Regions from separate parts of the Homo sapiens genome. Here region 1 is linked to region 2. The links are chromatin contacts, found by Hi-C in ENCODE. All regions are on one chromosome and are shown on one strand. Each heading gives the region's core, a stretch centred on a gene start or an enhancer-like site at or near the end of the contact. The rest is flanking DNA. Distances are from core to core; before and after follow the strand shown.

Evidence for each region. A loop is a pair of places that touch in the nucleus more often than their neighbours do. Pooled maps may share reads with other maps.
Region 1: a map of chondrocyte shows a loop between it and region 2 (7-fold over the local background). The contact joins the promoter of PHF23 here to the promoter of MNT in region 2. A Hi-C loop is called at or near these places in 1 of 168 maps with a recorded cell type or tissue (chondrocyte), 2 of 37 single-sample maps with no recorded cell type and 10 of 50 pooled maps.

The regions. Positions count from the first base shown.
Region 1 is chr17:7,237,618-7,242,405 of GRCh38, forward strand. It overlaps PHF23 (PHD finger protein 23), which reads right to left and starts at 1,840. Exons shown (of 5, transcript NM_024297.3): 1 at 1,629-1,840; 2 at 12-43. The coding sequence starts at 1,662. GABARAP (GABA type A receptor-associated protein) reads right to left here. Exons shown (of 4, transcript NM_007278.2): 1 at 4,624-4,788; 2 at 3,984-4,062; 3 at 3,725-3,843; 4 at 2,391-3,302. The coding sequence starts at 4,713. The coding sequence ends at 3,237. RefSeq lists silencers at 108-587, 1,738-1,917, 1,968-2,107, 4,705-4,788 and enhancers at 1,441-2,090, 2,218-2,307, 3,989-4,540, 4,541-4,788.
Region 2 is chr17:2,397,686-2,402,524 of GRCh38, forward strand. MNT (MAX network transcriptional repressor) reads right to left here and starts at 3,375. Exons shown (of 6, transcript NM_020310.3): 1 at 2,955-3,375. The coding sequence starts at 3,027. RefSeq lists enhancers at 918-1,489, 1,297-1,441, 2,060-2,630, 3,921-3,970, 4,342-4,839 and 1 more, a cis regulatory region at 1,362-1,377 and silencers at 1,851-2,340, 2,861-2,920, 3,071-3,150, 3,341-3,650, 4,301-4,620.

The DNA.
Region 1 (4,788 bases), core at 590-3,089, 4.8 Mb after region 2:
GCAAACCTCACCTGAGTCTCTGGCTTAAGGGTCGGAGGTGGATCTGGAAAAGCAATAAAAGCTGAGTCAAGACACTAGGAACAATCTGTGTAAAACTCCCCCTCTAAACCCCGTTGTTCCTAAGTGAACCCCCTGCTCTCCCAGGTCCCTCTGCCAGGCCAGCAGGCCCCCAGCTGTGTTGGATCCGCCCCGGCTCCCCCTTCCGCCCCGCGAGGGGCGGAGCCTGGGCGCGGCGCCCTCTGAGGCCTCGCTATAGCGCTCCCCTTCCCCCAACCGGAGGCCCGGCGCCCCGCCCCCCCAACTCACGGTCTCTCTCGACTCCAGTCTACTCGGATCCCTCAGCGCCCCACCCCACCGTACCGCTCCCGGGGCCGCGTCCGGGCCGCCGCCAGCCGCCCCCGTCCTTCACACGCGCCCGGAGCCCCGAGTTCCTACCCGGCCGCGCTCCACCGCCTCGGGCCCTCCGAGACCGCACACGCCGCCCGCCAGCCCCCAGGGTCCAGGATGACCACGCCGAACCGCTCCCCGCCCTCCGGCCCCTTCTACTCGAGCACGCGGCCCGGCGCGCCCCTCACCCCCACCCCAGACACACACAGGCACACGCATCCAACGCTACTTCACGGCCGGGACAGACCCGGGAGCTCTAACCCGGACGCGGCCCCCACCTGCCCCCCCCCCCCCGCCCATACCGCGCTCCCCACAATTTCGCCGTCCCTCCGCCCCCATCCGGGGCTTTGGCCCCTCCCCGTCTCCAGCTTTTCGGGCTCCCCACCGGGCCCCCCGGCCCTGTTCCTAGCCCTCTCCGGCCGCCGCCCCCCCCTCCGCCCCCGTACTCACCACCCAGTTACTAGGCTATGGACCCCTCAACTCTGGCCCCTTCCCCCCAACCAGCCACTCTCTCTCTCTCTCCACAGCAGCCACCGCTGCTGCCGCCGATGCCCCCCTCACCCTCAGCAACTCCCAGGCTCTTAACCCTCGCGGACCAACCCTACCCCCCCGCCCGACAAGTCGCCGGTCTTAACCCCCCCCACCCCGCCCCACCACCCCCTACAACTACCCAGCTCGCCTCGCTTCCTGGCTCGCTCTCTCCACAACTACCCCCCGGTACAGGTCCGTCTGCCGTAGACAATACCCAGACCCCCTCTTCTCCCCACAACTACCTGCCCACCTCTCCGACAATCACCGGGCATTCTCCGGCGGCAACTACTCGGAGCTCCGGTACCACCGCCACAAACTACCCCACCTCGGCGAACTACCGGGCCCCTCACTCAGCCTCTTCTACGTCCTCCCTCCTGAGCAACTCTCCGGCCACTGGATTCCCCTAACCTTCCAGTTCCAGGGCCCCAATCTGCCGGTGGCCCTTTCGGGCCCTAACCCCCGAGGCTCCGGGTTTCAAGCTCCTATCCCCCGCACCCCCACACCGTCTGATCTCCAACTACCCCAGCCCAGTTTCCCACTCCTCTTTCTCCAAGGTCTCTCAACTCGTCGCTCTCCCACCTCCAGGGCCAGCCTCCCGACCCCCTCCCCGAACTCCCCCGCTGGGCTCCGGGGCTCGACCTCCAAGTTTGCCAATTGATTCCTCGCCCGCCCCCCGCCGGCTCAGCGCTCTGCACCGGTCGAGAGCTCACCTTCGGGACTGGGCTCCGCCATGGCTTCCAGCATCGCCCCCTCCCCTCCTCCCGGTCCGGCGCCCCCCTCCCCGGAGCCGGGGATCCCGGTGCCGCCTCTAGTGCTCGATGCTCCCACTGCTTCGCTCCACAGAAGTGTCCGCCTCAGCCCGGTTGAGACTCGAGTCCGCTAGCCGCTGCCGCCACCTCCCTCTACCACTGCCTCCCGCACTCCCGGACCGGGCCCCCTCCCCCCGCGCCGCCGGCCGCCTGCTCCCTCCTCCTCCTCCTCCACCTCCTCTCTCCTCCCTCCCTCCTCTTCTCTCCCTCCTCCCCCCGCCGGCGCCGAGGCGCAGTGCACCAAGGGTTTTGTAGTCCGTCCGGGAACAGCGGAAAAGGGACCGCATGAACCTCCGGAACTTTGATTCCCAGAAAGCCACAGGCTGGCGCAGGCGCACCAAGCCGCTCCCCTCCCCCGGGGAGCGGCGGGGAGACCAGGAGCCGGAGGGGAGAGCGGAAGTGCGCGCGCAGGCCCCTGGGAGATGTAGGCTGGGCGGGACCAAGAAAGAAGAGGAAGAAGGGATTAGAACTCTCGGCCACCATACTGCCTCGTTCTGCAGCTTCTTTCTCCCCAGGAGGACCGCCCCACTTCCGGCCTGCCGGAGAAATGATTGCTGGGAGTTGAAGTATTCCTGGCGATAATGGCTCCCGCTCCCAGTCTTCTCCCTCCCTGATTCCACTCTGCCGGATCCCACACACCGGCAAAAGTCTAGCCAAGTGACATGCAACTGAGAACAGCCGTTTTACTAGCTTGCACACATGAAAATATCTTAGTTAGAATGTTCTAGCAAATGTGGATGTTCACCTAAAGCAGGTACTTCGGAACTTTCTCCACAGGAACCCACAGTAAAAAAAAATTTTTTTTTACATGAGCATTTTTAACATTTAGTTTCACATGCGTGTTATAAAACTAAAGTTTCAAGAAATAATCCTCAGTATTCCATTCCATCACAACAAAAGCACCCTCTTTTTGCAGACAGGGAAAAGCCCAACATGAACAGAATAAACCAAAATATACTTCTATCCCTCCAGCTTGTACCCAGTACTCTTCTTTCCCCACCACTGAAACCCACTGACACCTTGGAAAGACTTAAAATCAGCGGGACGAGGGGAGCAACACAAGGCAAAATTCAGTTCAGCTTGGTGGTTTCCTCTTTATTGATGTGCCTCCTACCTTCCCCCCACAATTTCAGTCCCTTCCAACTACCCCCAAAAAAGAAGGTAGTGAAAGGAAGGGATTGCTGGGGTTCTGAGCCCCTTGGGCAGTCAGAAAGGGAACAGAAACCAAAACAATCACTGGATGTGACACAGACTGACAATCAAGAAGTCTACAGCAGGATGGGAAAGGCGGGCAGAGAAAGGGGAAGAAAGGAGAAAGGAGAGTTACAAGATGCCAACTCCACCATTACCCCTCCTAAGAGAGGCTGGAGAGAAAGCCACAAACATTAAGAAGTGCCGGTCCTGAATAAGGGAGGTGGTGTTTGAGCTTGAAGGAGGAGGAGGTCAAGAAAGGGGGGCCACCTCTCTCTTTGTAGAATGAGACCCCCCTCCAGCTCAGGGGCAGCAGCTTCACAGACCGTAGACACTTTCGTCACTGTAGGCAATGTAGAGAAAGAAGTCTTCTTCATGGTGTTCCTGGGATGAAAGCAGAAAACTGTTCAGCAACTGGGCTCCAGTAACTTAAACCAACCACGACCCAGACACGTTCTTCTAGAACCACAAACCATTGCCTGACTCCTTCACTGACTCCAAGGCCTACCACACGAGCAGTATAATCTCTGCAGTCCTGGGCAAAAAGGCCTCAAACTGTTTTCTGCTGCTTTGGAATGGGGAGGGGGACTGGGAAGAGTCCCGAACAGATAGTTTCTCTAGCTCACTGTTCTCTTTCCTTCTCTCTACTCCTACTGTTCTGTCCAAACCCCCAACCCACGGCTATTATGAAACTTTAAGGCAAGCCAGGAAGCTAGTCCAAAACTACTGATGTAACAACACTTTCTTCCCCTCACGCTCTTCCAAGATTCCTCTCCAAAGCCTCCACCACTTCCCAGTCACCATACCTGGTACAGCTGACCCATTGTGGCACTGGTGGGTGGAATGACATTGTTGACAAAGAAAAACAAGGCATCCTCAGCTCGGAGATGAATTCGCTTCCGGATCAAGAAGTAGAACTGACCAACTGCAAAAGATACAAGATGCAAGAAAGTCACAGAGGTCAAAAATGCCCTCAAAAGAACAGCTGCTAGGTGGAGCCTCCTCCCGCAGAGACTGCACTCCCACCCACAGGAAGCAAGCCTGAGTCTTGGATCAGGTTCCCACCTGTGAGATCAGAAGGCACCAGGTATTTCTTTTTGTCCAGGTCTCCTATCCGAGCTTTGGGAGCCTTTTCTACTATCACCTGATAAAGAGATGAAAATTAGGAGACAGAAGGAATGCAGCCCCGAAGCTGCACCTGTCAAGAACTCAAGAAACAATATTCCTAGCACCTAAATCTACCCCAGATTCATCTCTTTGTCTTTGTACACGCGGTGCAGCACTGAGTCCCAGAGATCCTGACCTCACTGACTGGAGCTCATTTAAATATCCAGGATCCATCCCCCAATAGGGCGTCACCATAAACAACTATCTTAATCAGACGGAGGTGACTTGTTTGGGTCGACTAGTGATTCAATCTCGCAACCTTAGCTAGCTGGGGGGATGACCATTTGAAGCTCAGGCTGTCAAACTCTCTAAGGCCTCAAATGCTAAGGTTTCTCTCTCCTGTCCACATCCCTCTCAACCCCACATCCACCACTACCCCACTCCTTTCATCCTGGGTCCCAAGGACAGCAGTTTCAGGCTCGCTGCCAACCCCACCACAGCCAGCAGCCTGATCCCTGCGCTGCCTGTCCCGATCCAAGGCCAGGCTGTGGCGTCAGCGTAAGCGTCCCGCGCCCTCGGCCCTGGCTACTGTCCTCACCGGCACCCGGTCCGGGTATTTCTTTCGGATCTTCTCGCCCTCAGAGCGGCGCTTCTCGAACGGATGCTCTTCTTTGTACACGAACTTCATCCTCCCGGGAACCGGGCTGGACAGGGCTGGGCTGAGGGAACCCAGGGGGGCCGGGACGGGGGGCGGCGACGACGG
Region 2 (4,839 bases), core at 2,125-4,624:
GTGGTGAGGAAGAGGAGCTGCCCCTGGCCAGATCCAGCCCACCGGAGCTTCCTGTCCCTTCCCACCCAGCGGCAACCCTCTCCCTGTGCACTGGAGAACCACCAAACTGGTGGTGGCTGGTGCTCCCTCAGGAGCACCCTGCGCTTAGGCTCTTTAAAAGAATGTTCTGCACATCCACCAGACAGGGTGCGCCCCCTCACATGCTTCCCTGGGCTCCACCCAGAGGCTGCCCCCAAAGAATTTAGCATGCCCCTCTGCAGTGACCCAGGGGCCAAGGCTTCCGCCCACAGTCAAGAGCAGAGCCAGCGTGCTCCCTTCAACCTTCCCAAGTGACTGTGGCCCAGGTGCTCTGCAGGCACAGGGCTAGGGGTGGAGGAGTCCACACTGGTGGGCCCCAGCAGCCACAGGAATTCTCCCATCTGCACGCTAAACAGGAGGCTTGGTGCCTAAGGCAGGCCCAGGGTAAGCCTTGGAGAGTTGGTCAGGAGCCTCTGGACACTCCAACCAACTCCCTCGAAACAAGGCAGAAGAGTTGCATCTGAGCCACCTCTATGAACACTAGAAATGACCAGGCCAGGCCTTCCGTCTGGGCACCAGGATAGCTCTGCCCTTTCCCCTCTCTCTCACAGGCACACACATCTGCGGGGTCCTCATGTGAGCAAACTGGCTGGTCTAGGTCAGAAACCCATGCTTGCGGTTGAAAGGGAGAAAGGACAAGAGGATCCCTGTCCAGAGCTGGTCCTAGGTCCCGGGAAAGCGTTCTGGTCAGCAGGTTCACCTGCCATGCCCTTCCTTCCATTCGTCCTGCCCCAGCTCAGAGGACAGAACCTCAAGAGGGAGAAGAAAATGAATTCTGGAGGAGAAACTGCTGGGATCGGTTCCGGACACCCGTACATGAGTTTTTGAGTAGATCTAGCTTTCCGCACCCACTCATCTACAAAGACCTCTGACCGGCACACAGAAGTCGTGACCAGGCCGCTGAACTCGGCCTAAACACAGTGCGTACTCGAACTGCAACGTGTTGATGGCGGCAGCAGGTGACTTAATCTCTCCGAACCTTGTGCACGGTCTTCCCCTGACCCCTGTGCCCAAACGTAGGACATTCTTGGTCACCAGGGGCACTCTCCACTGCCAGACCCTGCTCTGGACCATCAAGGCAACAGCCGGGGAGTGTGGGCGATGTCCCCGCCCATCACTTCTGCAAAACCCAGGCATCTGAGCCTCACATATCTCCAGTGACTCTTGACCTTGAGAGGCCGGTCGCCCCGACTAGGCCGCCGGCCCCGCAGCTCCCCCGCCCCTTGCCCGCTGCCGCTCCCCCCTTCCCCCACCCCCGCCCGCCGCGGCGGCGGCACACGGCGGCGCGCGCGCACACAACACACTACTACCTCCTGCATGACTCATCATTGAAGCAACAATAGGCAGAGAGAAAGGAAAGGAGGGCGAAGCACTCTCCAACACAACCAACCCTGCCGGGGGATTCTGGGGGGCGGGGAGGGCACAGGAGTCCCCGGGTCCTGCACACACACCGTTCCAGAGCCGAGGCCCTGGCAGCACCCTGGAAAAGGGAGGTCTTTCCCGCCAGCCCCTCTGCAGCACCCTGAAGCCAGGGACCACCAACAGGGCGCGTGAAGATAGGAGTCATTAGTCTCTTCCCTTTCGAGGGAGCGCCGAAGTTTGCCCTTTCTCATCCTGGCTCATTCCAGCGTGGCCCCGGCTGATGCCAGGGGGCATAGTTGGAACGTTTTGGGGGTCAGTGGAAAAATGTGAGCTCTAAATGTCTCGTCGCCCTGCGATTCTGAGGGTTTCCCTTGCCTCGGGATCAAACACAGGAGGTTAGGGGCCAGAGCCGACAGGTGAGCTCGGCTCCTCCCTCGCAGGGCAAAGGCTCTCCCTGGGAGGTGCCCAGAGGCCGGGGCCCGGGCCCAGGCCCAACCCAGCGCAAGGCCCCTTGCCAGCCCCGCCCAGGCCCCGCCCCCGGCCGAGCGCGAGGCGGTGAGGAGGGGCCGGGCCGCGCCGTCCCCAGCAGGAGTGTCCCCGGTGCACGTGGTCGGGGGCGGAGCCCGTCCACGTCACCACCCGGTGTAACCAACGGGCTCGGAACGCAGGCACACGCAACATTCCAGGCGAGAGCGGGTTTGGAACGCGCAGACACGCCACATTCCACACTGGCTAAAGCGGGGCGCAGCGAGGGGGGCCCGGGGGCTGACCCCCAGCGACCCGCGGGCCATTTCGCAAACGCCCAATTAGCCCGGCTTTCACCCAAACCCCGGACGCGCAGCCCAGCCCAGCTCTGGGAGGCGGGGTCAGGCGGGGCTGGCCAGGATCATAAGACACGCGATGTCATTTCATTCTGCAAAGGCCGCCTCCGCCCCAAGCGGCGCGTAGATCTGCCGGGAGCGCCCCCCGCACCCTCCCCACGGGGCCAGGGAAGCCGAAGAGCTGCTCCGCGTAGAGTAGTCCCCACCCCCACTCCGTTACACACACGCCCACTCGTGTGCTATACACACGCCCGTGTACACGTCCGTTCATCTGCTCTTCCCGAGGCTCACATCACACATCCCCCGTGCACACACGCACGCACACGCGAGCCTGCCACCCCCACGCAACACCATTCCTCACCCCACCCCCCGGCTCACACATCCTCAGTGCCACCGAGGGCTCCGCTGGCCCACGCAAAAGCAGCCCACCACAGAAGGGGCACAGGGGTGCCACGCAGCCGGGGTGGCGCCCGCAGGAGCCAGGTCCCTCGCAGCATGTTAATGAATTCATTAATTAATTTCACTGCCCACATCACCCCTCCCCAGGCGGCGGCTCTCGCGGGGAGCCGTGCGCTGCCAGGCTCCGCAGGCCGCCCGGGAGGGGGCCCTGTCCGCGGTTTCGCGTGGGTTCGGGGACCGGGGTCACTCGCTTCCCCTTCCCCAGTGCCCCAGGGGCCCAGCCCGGCCGCTCACCACGTGCTCTCTGTTGTTGCTGCGCTTGCCATTCCAGGAAGCGGGCCGCCTCCAGTAGCGTCTCTATGCTCATCGCGCCGAGAGCTGCCGGGGGCGCGCCGGGGCCGAGGCTGCGGCCCGCGAGCCGGGCACAGGTCAGGCTGGCGGGCAGGCAGGAGGGAGGGATCACCTCCGGGGGGCGACAGGGCTGGGCGGCGCAGCGCACTCCGCAGGGAAGAACGGGGGAGCACGGGGAGAAAAATCAATGTCTCTCAAAATATTTGCAAAATATAAAATTGCAAATTTAAAAAAATGGGATGCAAAAAAAAAAAAAAGGCGGCACTGCCTCCCTTCTTCCCCTCCCTCTCTACCTCCCTTCCGATGCCTCCCGCCCCGCGGCCCCCGGGAGTCCCGCCGACAAGAAAGGGCTTTGCAACAAGATGGCGAGGAGGCACCGACACACACAACAAGGGAAGGAGCCGCGCTGCCCCCGGCCGCCGCCCCCGCTACTACACCGGGGCCACAGCCAAAGCCCGGACCGGAGCCCCCGCCCGCAGGGCCGCGGCGTCTCGCGAAGGGAGGGGCGGGTCCTGCGCTGCTGGCCCCGCCCCCCGGATCCGGCGCGCGCACACGTGGCCCGGGCAGGGAGGGAGAGGTCCGAGCGGGGTGTGCGCGCCGCGGTTCCGCTTTCCTGCTGGCCCCGCCCCGGCTGCAAGCCACAAGTTGGGCCGGGGCGGTGCGTTTGGGTCGTTCACGACGAAATCTGTCCTGCTGGAGGGAGGGTAGGGTGAACAATTCAAGATTTAACAGAGTTCCAACCAGGATATTCCGGGTCAGGGAAACCTTGGGAATGGCAGAGACTGGCCTGACCCTGGGTCTCCACGCTCCACCCACTCGCGACCTAAATCCCGCAATCGCCGGGCTGTCGCAATTCCCCCGGGATCCGCCCCTGGGCGGAGCTGCCGGCGACTGGAGACTGTCAAGAGAACCAGCGGAGGGAGCGGAGCGGCAGTCCGGCTCCGCGTTTTGTCTCCGTTCCTCCCCCCGCAGTGCGTTCGCATCCTATTAGGGGACGTCACCGGGCCGCGAGCCAATGGGCGGGCAGGACAACACGGCATGGAGCAGCTCCACATGGACACCCCGCGCCGCCAGCCTTCGGTTTAAAGGGCCAGTGTCTGCAGGTCACATTCGCGGGTGCGGATGGGGCCACTGGGCGAACCCAGGGTGGGATGCCGTAAGGGGAATCCCGCAGTCGTGCCCTGGCCTCTCCATTCCTTTTCACCACCTTCCATTTAAAACCAGGCCTTTATCTTTCCTTCCCCTGAACTCCAGTCTTTGTCCACGCGTATTCGATGTGGGTGGAGATACGGACTGTGCCACCCCATGGGCCACCCTTTCCTCTGGGGCCGGGGCCAGGGCGGGGAACACGAAGCGCCCGCAGCCCAGACCGGGGGGCGTGGCCCAAATCGGGAACAACAACGTGGAGGGCGGAAGCCCGGCCCTCCCCGCGCCTGGCGACCGGCGGTGGGCGGGGCGCGGGGGCGGGGTCCGCTGCGGCCGGCTGGAACCGCGCTCCCCAGAGGGAGGGACCCCCCGTCGCCCGCCCGCCCGCCCGCGTCTTCCGGGCTCGAGTGTTTAGGGGAGCTCGGGTGCAATCGGAGAGTTAGCTCTTTGAGGCCGGCTGCCCTTAAATCCTCTCACTTCACACATAAGGAAACTGAGGCCGTGACGGCCAAGGACTCGCCTAAGGTCGTTCCGTATTCCACCTGCTCCTCTCTCCCGAAGCGGGGGCACTCTTCCCTGACCCCAGGGACGACTCTGAAGCCAGTTCTGGAGGAGGGCCCCCAATTAGAAAAATGCCAGGGAGGAATAGCAACCCTGACCACTTAACACACTGTGATTGGGG